Linked DNA regions of Mus musculus: regions 1 and 3 are each linked to region 2. The links are chromatin loops, found by intact Hi-C in ENCODE. Cell type or tissue: heart. All regions are shown on one strand. Region 1 overlaps Cep78 (centrosomal protein 78). Region 2 has its middle 120 kb from the start of Gm24319. Region 3 has its middle 300 kb from the start of Gm46645.

Region 1 (2,500 bases), 160 kb after region 2:
CTAAGTTTAGCATTGAGTAGCTAAATTTCTAGCACTCACATAGCAGTTCACAACTGTTTCCAAGGGATCTGGTCACTCTTCTGGCCTTGCTGGGTACTAGACACACATGTGATACATGTCCTCAAAACATTCATATACATAAAATATATTTTTAAATGTTATATACCTAAGGAAAACAAAGATATAAAATATCTAAGTGTGTGTCAACAAAACCTCTCAACAAACTGCTTTAAAGTATTTCCTCAATGGAAAACTTTTACACTCAGACTGGATGTTTGAATATGCTTTGATCATATCAAACTCCTTTTCTCTTTAAAGACTGATCTAATGTAAATGAAGAAAATATCTAATTTAAAAATGCTTAAAAAAAAAAAACTTCTATGTGTGCATGTGGGGATGGATTTCTGAGAAGAGGGCGCTGGGTCCCCTGGACCTGGGGTCACAGGTGGTTGTGAGCCACGTGACAAGAGCAGGAGGAACTGAACTCAGTCCTCTGTGAAACCACCACCTGCTCTCAGCTGCTGAGGCCCTTTCCAGAGCCAGCCGTGACTAACAGTGCCTAGAACTAAAACAAAATGTTCATTACGTTTCATGGCATGCTGGCTGTGTGCGTGAGGCGCATGTGTGCCACAGTGCATACATGGAGGCCAGACCGCAGCTTCTCTTCCACCATGGGATATGGAGATCCTGGTGATGGAGTCCAGGTTATGAGGCTTGGCAGTGGGCACCTTCAACTCATGAGCCGTCTCACCAGCACATAAAATCCATTTATGGAAAGACCTTGCAAACTCCTGTGTTTATGATTCACATACTGATTTAACGCACCACAGCTTGAGAAAGGAGCCTATAGTGAGTCTTTCCCCTGCAAGCCAGTGAGCTTCCTGGACTCACTTATATGGCACAAATGAGGGGCTAATAAAGGGGGCATGGGTGACGCCAAAACAGTGTCATCGCTGCATGGTCCCACCCAATCATGGACAATCGCTTGACATCTCCATTTCTGACTGGCTCTCCACAGCACAGCCAAGTGCAATGACATGAAACAGCTTCTCCCCCTAGTGGAGGGAGTCAGACAATGTCAGATTTGTATCAAGTGTCTCCTCTCAACACTCTTCTTTTCATAGGGGCCTACTATGTAGCTCAGTCTGGACTCAAACTTTCCATCCTCCTGCCTCAGTCTTCTGGTTTAGAGGTATGTACCAAATGAACCTCTGTCTTAACAGCTTTCTGACACATGTCTAGGATTTGACACTGCTTCCAGTAACAAACCCAATGTACTGGATGGTTTTATGTCAACTTGACACAAGCTGGAGTCAGAAGAAGGAGCCTCAATTGAGGAGATGCCTCCATAAGATCCAGCTGTAAGGCATTTTCTCAATTAATGATCAATGTGGGAGTGTCCAGCCCATCATAGGTAGTGTCATCCCTGGGCTGGTAGTCCTGGGTTCTATAAGAAAGTAGGCTGAGCAAGTCATGTAAAGCAAGCCAGTAAGCAGCACCCCTCCATGGCTTCTGCATCAACTGCTGCCTCCAGGTTTCTGCCCTGCCTGAGTTCCTTTGGTGGTGAACAGCAATATGGAAATGTAAGCTGACTAAAACCTTTCCTCCCAACTTACTATTTGGTCATAGTGTTTTGTGGCAACAACGGAAACCAAACTAAGCCAGCCTATCACTCTGAAACGTCACATCTACTACGATTCATTTCCCCATGGAAACTGTGGGATGTGTGAAGAAGAGAAACATCTTTTATGAAGCATTTATTCTGCCACTTCCTATGCCTAGCACAAAGAAAGCAGGCAGTAAAGAATGAAGGGAGAAGCCCTGGCCGCGTAAGACGTGTCTACGAAGATGGTTTTCTTCAAAGGAACAAGTGGAGAAGCTTGCCCTCATTTTCTATTCTCCATTTCTTTGCTTAATAGTAGTTAAATTTTGGTTTTTGATTTTTTTTTTCCCCTCTAAAAACTGAAAATTCTCTAAGGGCAAAGTCTTGACCCATTAACCAGCAAATTCTGTAACTCTGGGTCCTGATTTCCTTATCGACTGAATCCACACAGTGACTAAGTGAATGAGCACATATACAAACTCACAAGAGTGCATGAACTCACAACTGCTCAGTGCAAAATGAATGAACATGTGAATTCAACTACATAGACAGGCTGATGATCAAACAGTCTGTTCCCACATGCACACTCAGCACTCTAGGGCAGCCACGGCCTGAGGCTGGCTTTTTGCCACAGAATACTGATATGCCAGAATATGCACAGAATGAAGTCCTCAGAGGATACTCACATAATGACCACCTAAGACTACAACTCACCACCTCAGAGCCTCAGGAAGCAATTCCTGGCGTGTCCCATTTCCAATTGCACAGAGGAGCACAAGTTAGGCTCCCTCCAAGCTGCAGGCTACCCCAGCACTAATTCTAAGTGATGGTTTCCCATGTTGTACTGAATCAGTTACACTTCTTCCCGCTCACCTTCATTTGCTTACGTGAGGGTCC
Region 2 (2,500 bases):
AACAGCGCCTACCTGCCCATTGTTGTGCTGATAGTTCCTGATACTGCCCTTGTAGGGATGGCGCATATGTCCTGCTAGAGAAGGACAATTAGTCAGGATCAGTCTATAACTAGGTATTTGTTTCATTCCTGACCAACAGCCAAATTTGGTCTCAGATCAGCCTGAAATGTCCCTAATGGTGCATCAGAGAGCCTTCCTGCGGGGTCCTGGTACAGCCCACCAGCAGGTCAGCCAGACGACACAGGGCTGGACTCTCTTTCCCAAGCTAATTCATCTACACCGGTAGCACTTTAAAAATCAACTCAGAGACCGGTCTTGCAGCAGATGCTTTTTCCGCCTGCAGAAGATGAATGTGAAGAACCACAGCTCCCTTGTTCTCTCAGGGTCGGGGCCAGCTCAGCCCACAGACTGCAGGCAGCCAGGGGCTCTACAAAAGCCTTCTGTTCGCCTGGCCTCCTTTTCCTTCCCACCCATTCTCCTCCTCCAACATCACACCCGGTTCTCCCAACTCCCCACCCCAGCCTGAGTCGCAGCAGAAATTTTTCCTCTGCTAGCTAGTGATTCCGGCTAATTAGGTGGCTGCTTTCATTTACTTCAGCAGTTGGAAGAGGGGCTAAAATAGCATTGCCCCTATTCGTGTTGGAAAAATAAATCATGCCCATTGTTACTCAAGATCTTCCTCTCCCCCTCCTTCTCCCGCTCCTTCTCCCCCCCTCCCCCCCCCCCCCGCCCCCCAATCAAGCAAATTAGCAGCTTGGTTCGTTTTCCTGGCATTCACTCCAGGGCAGCCAGCAGCACCCCGGAATGTGGCTTGAAGGTGTGTGGTCAGTACAATTGTTTGGAGCTGTTTGTGCCAACAATGGGAGGAAATGCCTGTCTTCCAGAGGACACCGAGTGGCACTTGTCTTCCTTAGCTTAAGGAGGTCTTACCAGCTGCTGCCAAGCCTGGCTTCTCAGGAAGAGATACACCGCCATCTATTGGTCACGGAGGTTAACGGCAATGCCTTTCTCTCCCATATTTGCTCGAGGCCACTAAAGGACAGACAACAAAGCTTCTAGTAAGTTCTAAAAATAAGCTGATTCTTTGTACCTCGGAGTAAGACGGCGTTTTCCTCTAAGGTTGCAACTCTAAGTGCAGTGCAGCGCGTGACTAATACTTCCGCTGTGGGGCGCTTTCCGTGATGCTGGTTTCCAGGTCTCAGGATGGTTGGCTGGCATTGTCTGAAAGAGCTTGAGGCTCACCACTTCTCCATCCGACCTCAACTATCTTGGGTATCAGCACTTCTGGGTAATGGTTCTTACGCTGTAAACCTTCATATCATCCTTCTCCCACCCAAAACAAGCCCAGTTTCTAAGACTGCAAGATGGGGAGGGGCATTCAAAAGCTTCCTGCATTCAGAGACACTTGTCTGTGCACTGAGGATCAAATGCCAAGTCTTTTTGCATCCTGGATCCTGAAACAAGCAACTCCCCTATTCCTGACAACAAATGCTTCGGCTGCCTTTTATTTCATTCTGTTCTACATACATGAAGGACATGATTGCCTCCCTGGTTTCCAGTTTTAAAAAAATCCTGATTTGATTAGCGTTTGTGTAGAGATGGACGATCATATACAACCAGTCCATCGCAATATGTTGGGTTTGGTTTGTGACTCTCAATCAGGGTGACTGGCATGACATCCAAGAGTCTTTGTTATCATATTGGAACATTTTGGATTGACACAACTTGACAAGGTGTTGAGCGTTCTACAGCATTCAGGAGAGACCCACCACTAACACACACAGCAGAGAGTTATCCAGCCCAAACTGTCAATAGCACAGATGCACTAGGAGTCTGGTTTAGAAAAGGGGGAGGGGGAGGGAGGGGGAGGGAGAGGGAGAGGGAGAGGGAGAGGGAGAGGGAGAGGGAGAGGGAGAGAGAGAGAGAGAGAGAGAGAGAGAGAGAGAGAGAGAGAGAGAGATCGCCCTCTGGTAATGGGGTTATGATAACATTGATTGTTCTCAAATGAGCCACACCGCAGAGACAGAGGATAATTCTCCTTCTCCCAAGTCAGTATTTACTGCCTTTTTTTCTTCTTTAGCTCTTCCATTTTAAACATAATTTAGCTGTCTTTTTCCCCCCTTCTGCTGCTGGGAAGAGAAAGGGTTGGAGGGGGAGGGGAAGGCAAAAAGAAAAGGAGGATTAGAGGCTTGACCTGTTTCTCGGGAAGAGATGCCACATCCCTCTCTCAGATGTGCTTCGTGACCAGGCAGGGTACAATTAAAAGCACAATAATTTGCTTGTTATTCAAGTCAGGCATTAGTCCGGGTAATGGCGTGCTTGGTGGAGAGATGGATTTCCTTGTTAGGCAATAAGCGCAGGATTAACTGAATTCTCCATGGAGAAATCTTGATTTGTTCAAGGTCTTTCATGTTTTCTACAGAGAAGGGATTATGTCTTCTTAAAGAGGGGCCTTGCTTAAAAAGCTACAAAGTATAAGAAAAGGATTTAGGGCAGAGGG
Region 3 (2,500 bases), 770 kb before region 2:
GACCCAATATATAGCACGTCTCAAATCAGGCCAATCATCTGCAGACATGTTGAAATGCAGATTCCAATTTAGAAGGGGGAAAGGCACTCCAGCTGGCCTTGGGAAAACACTATGAAAAGTTAGATCTCGAGAATATAAAAATGAAAACAAGTTGGGTACGCAAGGGCCCGAGCCACACAATCATTCAGCTGACAGAGCCTCATGGTCAATTCCTACTTATATATTTTTTTTGTTGCTACCTCAAATAAATTCTCTCTCCCCTTGGCTTGTAGGGTGATGCATGGAGAGCTACCAAGTTGCCAGGCACAGTCCCCACCCGGTCTTGGGTGCTTGTTGCCCATTCATCCTCTCTGAGATGACTGTTTCACTCAGTCATGAGGCTAATTTGACAATGACATCACCTACAGTTGAATCATTATTCTTCTTTTCAGAAAACTAGGTTTTCTTGGAAAAACAAAGCAAAACAAACAAACAAAAAACCTAGATCTTTTTCCAGGTTTGCAAATTTTTGTCTCCGCAGAAATCCTGTTTTTTTTTTTGTTGTTGTTGTTGTTTTTTTAATGTGTTTGTTTTTGTTGTTCTGTTCTGTGTGTGTGTATGTGTGTGGTGTGCTATCATAAGATTAATATGGTTATTTTTTAAAACCAAAAAATAATATGGTAATCCTTTAAAACTCTGACCTGTATGTAAATTGAGCATGGATTGCTCAGTTAAAGTCACTGGCATGTTCTATAAGGAAATGACAATGCTAAAGCCACCAATATATTGCTTATTTGCTTTAAAAGAGATAGGCTATGCAAACAGATAAGTCTACAAATTAAAAAATATATATTGCATATAATTGTTAAAAGGTACTATTTCTAGGCATAATTGCATATTTTAAATCCAGAGATGAGGTAGGTGTTTCTTGAAATCCAGAGCAACAACCGGGCCCTTTTTAGTGGTTTAAACACACATAATTAGCAGTTTAATTTCCTCTGTGGCTGAGTTAGCCGTAAGATTTCATTTAATAACAAGCACAATTTTATAGCCCCAAGTAAGTGCCAGAGCCAGCGTCAGCTCAGCACTGCCCTCTGCTGGTCCTCAGCTGTCTCATGCCACCCTGCTCAGGGCAAAAGCATCTAACTTGAAAATTGTAACTGGGCTGTCTGAAAATTAATTGTGAGAGAAATGGAGAAATATAATTCATTTCAAACTCCCCTAATGAGGCTTTTGTTTTTAGCAGAACAAGCCCCAAAAGTCAGAAAGTATAACCCTAGATATCTTTCCTCTGGTCTCTCATACAGTCATTATCATATTAGCCTTGAAGCAGGTGTGTCTTTCTCATTACTCAGCACAATTACAGATGATGTCCAATATTTCTATACATGAGATGTCCCCAAACAACTAGTTTTCAAAACAGCAGTTTGTTACCCCTTAAGTAACCCGAATAAGCATGGTTTCATCTTATGTTTGGCCTTACATCTTACATTTTGCATCCAACTTGGCCTTATTTCTTGGTCTCTTTACTCAATTATTTTTAACACAGTAATGAAATTTCCTCTATACCCAGACTGCAGTCACTCTTTGTTAGCGCCAACTAGGGCTGACTACAGAAATAAAGACATGTCCTGAAGACTCCGGCTAACAAGCTGACAAACGTCAAAGCTGCTGTGTTCTCCCAGCCTTCTCTTTTCATCAGAAGGGGGAGGACTGACCATTATCTCAACCCTTCATTCAACATTCCAAAAGGGAAATATGCTGTCATCATATTGAGGCAAATAGCTGTCTGCATTGGGAGTCAGAAGAATTCACTAGGGCTTATTAAAGCAAATCCTCCCATTGGAAATGCAAGTACAATGAAAGCCCAAGCAGCTGCCTTATGTATGCACTGAGTTCTCTTGGCAGTGTCCTCTCTGTGTCCTGTCTTCTACCTCCCATAGGCCTCGAGGCTGTGAATCGGGAGAGATTACCATCAAAGCTTTTAAAATAGAAATTTATCAAATTTTGACTTGGGTTAAAACTGGGATTCAAATGTCTGCTCTGTAGAGCTGACGCTCAAATACATTTCTTCTACTTCCTAACTCTTATGTGATCTTAGGTGATAATATGACTCATGTAGCACTTCATGAGGTTTAAATTAGATACCATATGAAAGTGCACGGAGCTGTGCAACTTAGTGCAGCTTCTGAACTGGAGGCAGAGCCAGACTCAGGAGAGGCGTGATACAGCAGGAGAAAAGGGGAAGGGAACTATTGCTAAGAGCTTTACTCTTCAGTCCCATCATTACCAATGGCCCTGGGAAAGACACTTTAATTTCTTTAAACTTCAGTTCTTTCACTCTGAAAGGCTATTGCTAGTTCCTGCTCACAGCATTATGGGAACTGTAGAGAAAAGGGATCAGCAGAGAGCTTTGCATATCAAATGTGCCAATAAACAGCACATGGGGAAATAGAGCTGATATGGTAACCCATTTGAAGTTCTGGTTTTATCATCTTGACTGCTTTATGTCCTTGCACAA

The links. A loop is a pair of places that touch in the nucleus more often than their neighbours do. Peaks named below come from ENCODE experiments on the same cell type or tissue, not always from the same donor. Only the 100,000 strongest peaks of a DNase experiment are listed, where the experiment ranks them.
Region 1: a loop joins it to region 2, with 2.9 times the contacts of the local background. A loop is called at or near these places in 5 of 42 quality-filtered maps.
Region 3: it touches region 2 in a loop (3-fold over the local background); 6 of 42 quality-filtered maps call a loop at or near these places.

The regions. Positions count from the first base shown.
Region 1 is chr19:15,964,250-15,966,749 of GRCm38, forward strand. The region is part of intron 11 of Cep78 (centrosomal protein 78); the gene reads right to left. Among named protein-coding and RNA genes, the nearest start is that of Cep78, 19 kb to the right of the region's middle. In heart, a CTCF peak has its summit at 1,058 (motif pointing left); no DNase peak of the experiment used is centred here.
Region 2 is chr19:15,801,072-15,803,571 of GRCm38, forward strand. No RefSeq gene overlaps it. Among named protein-coding and RNA genes, the nearest start is that of Gm24319, 120 kb to the left of the region's middle. In heart, a CTCF peak has its summit at 981 (motif pointing left); DNase peaks (open chromatin) are centred at 380 and 880; H3K4me3 peaks cover 1,218 bases; H3K27ac peaks cover 366 bases; H3K27me3 peaks cover 1,097 bases.
Region 3 is chr19:15,034,694-15,037,193 of GRCm38, forward strand. No RefSeq gene overlaps it. Among named protein-coding and RNA genes, the nearest start is that of Gm46645, 300 kb to the right of the region's middle. In heart, a CTCF peak has its summit at 1,079 (motif pointing left); no DNase peak of the experiment used is centred here; H3K27me3 peaks cover 212 bases.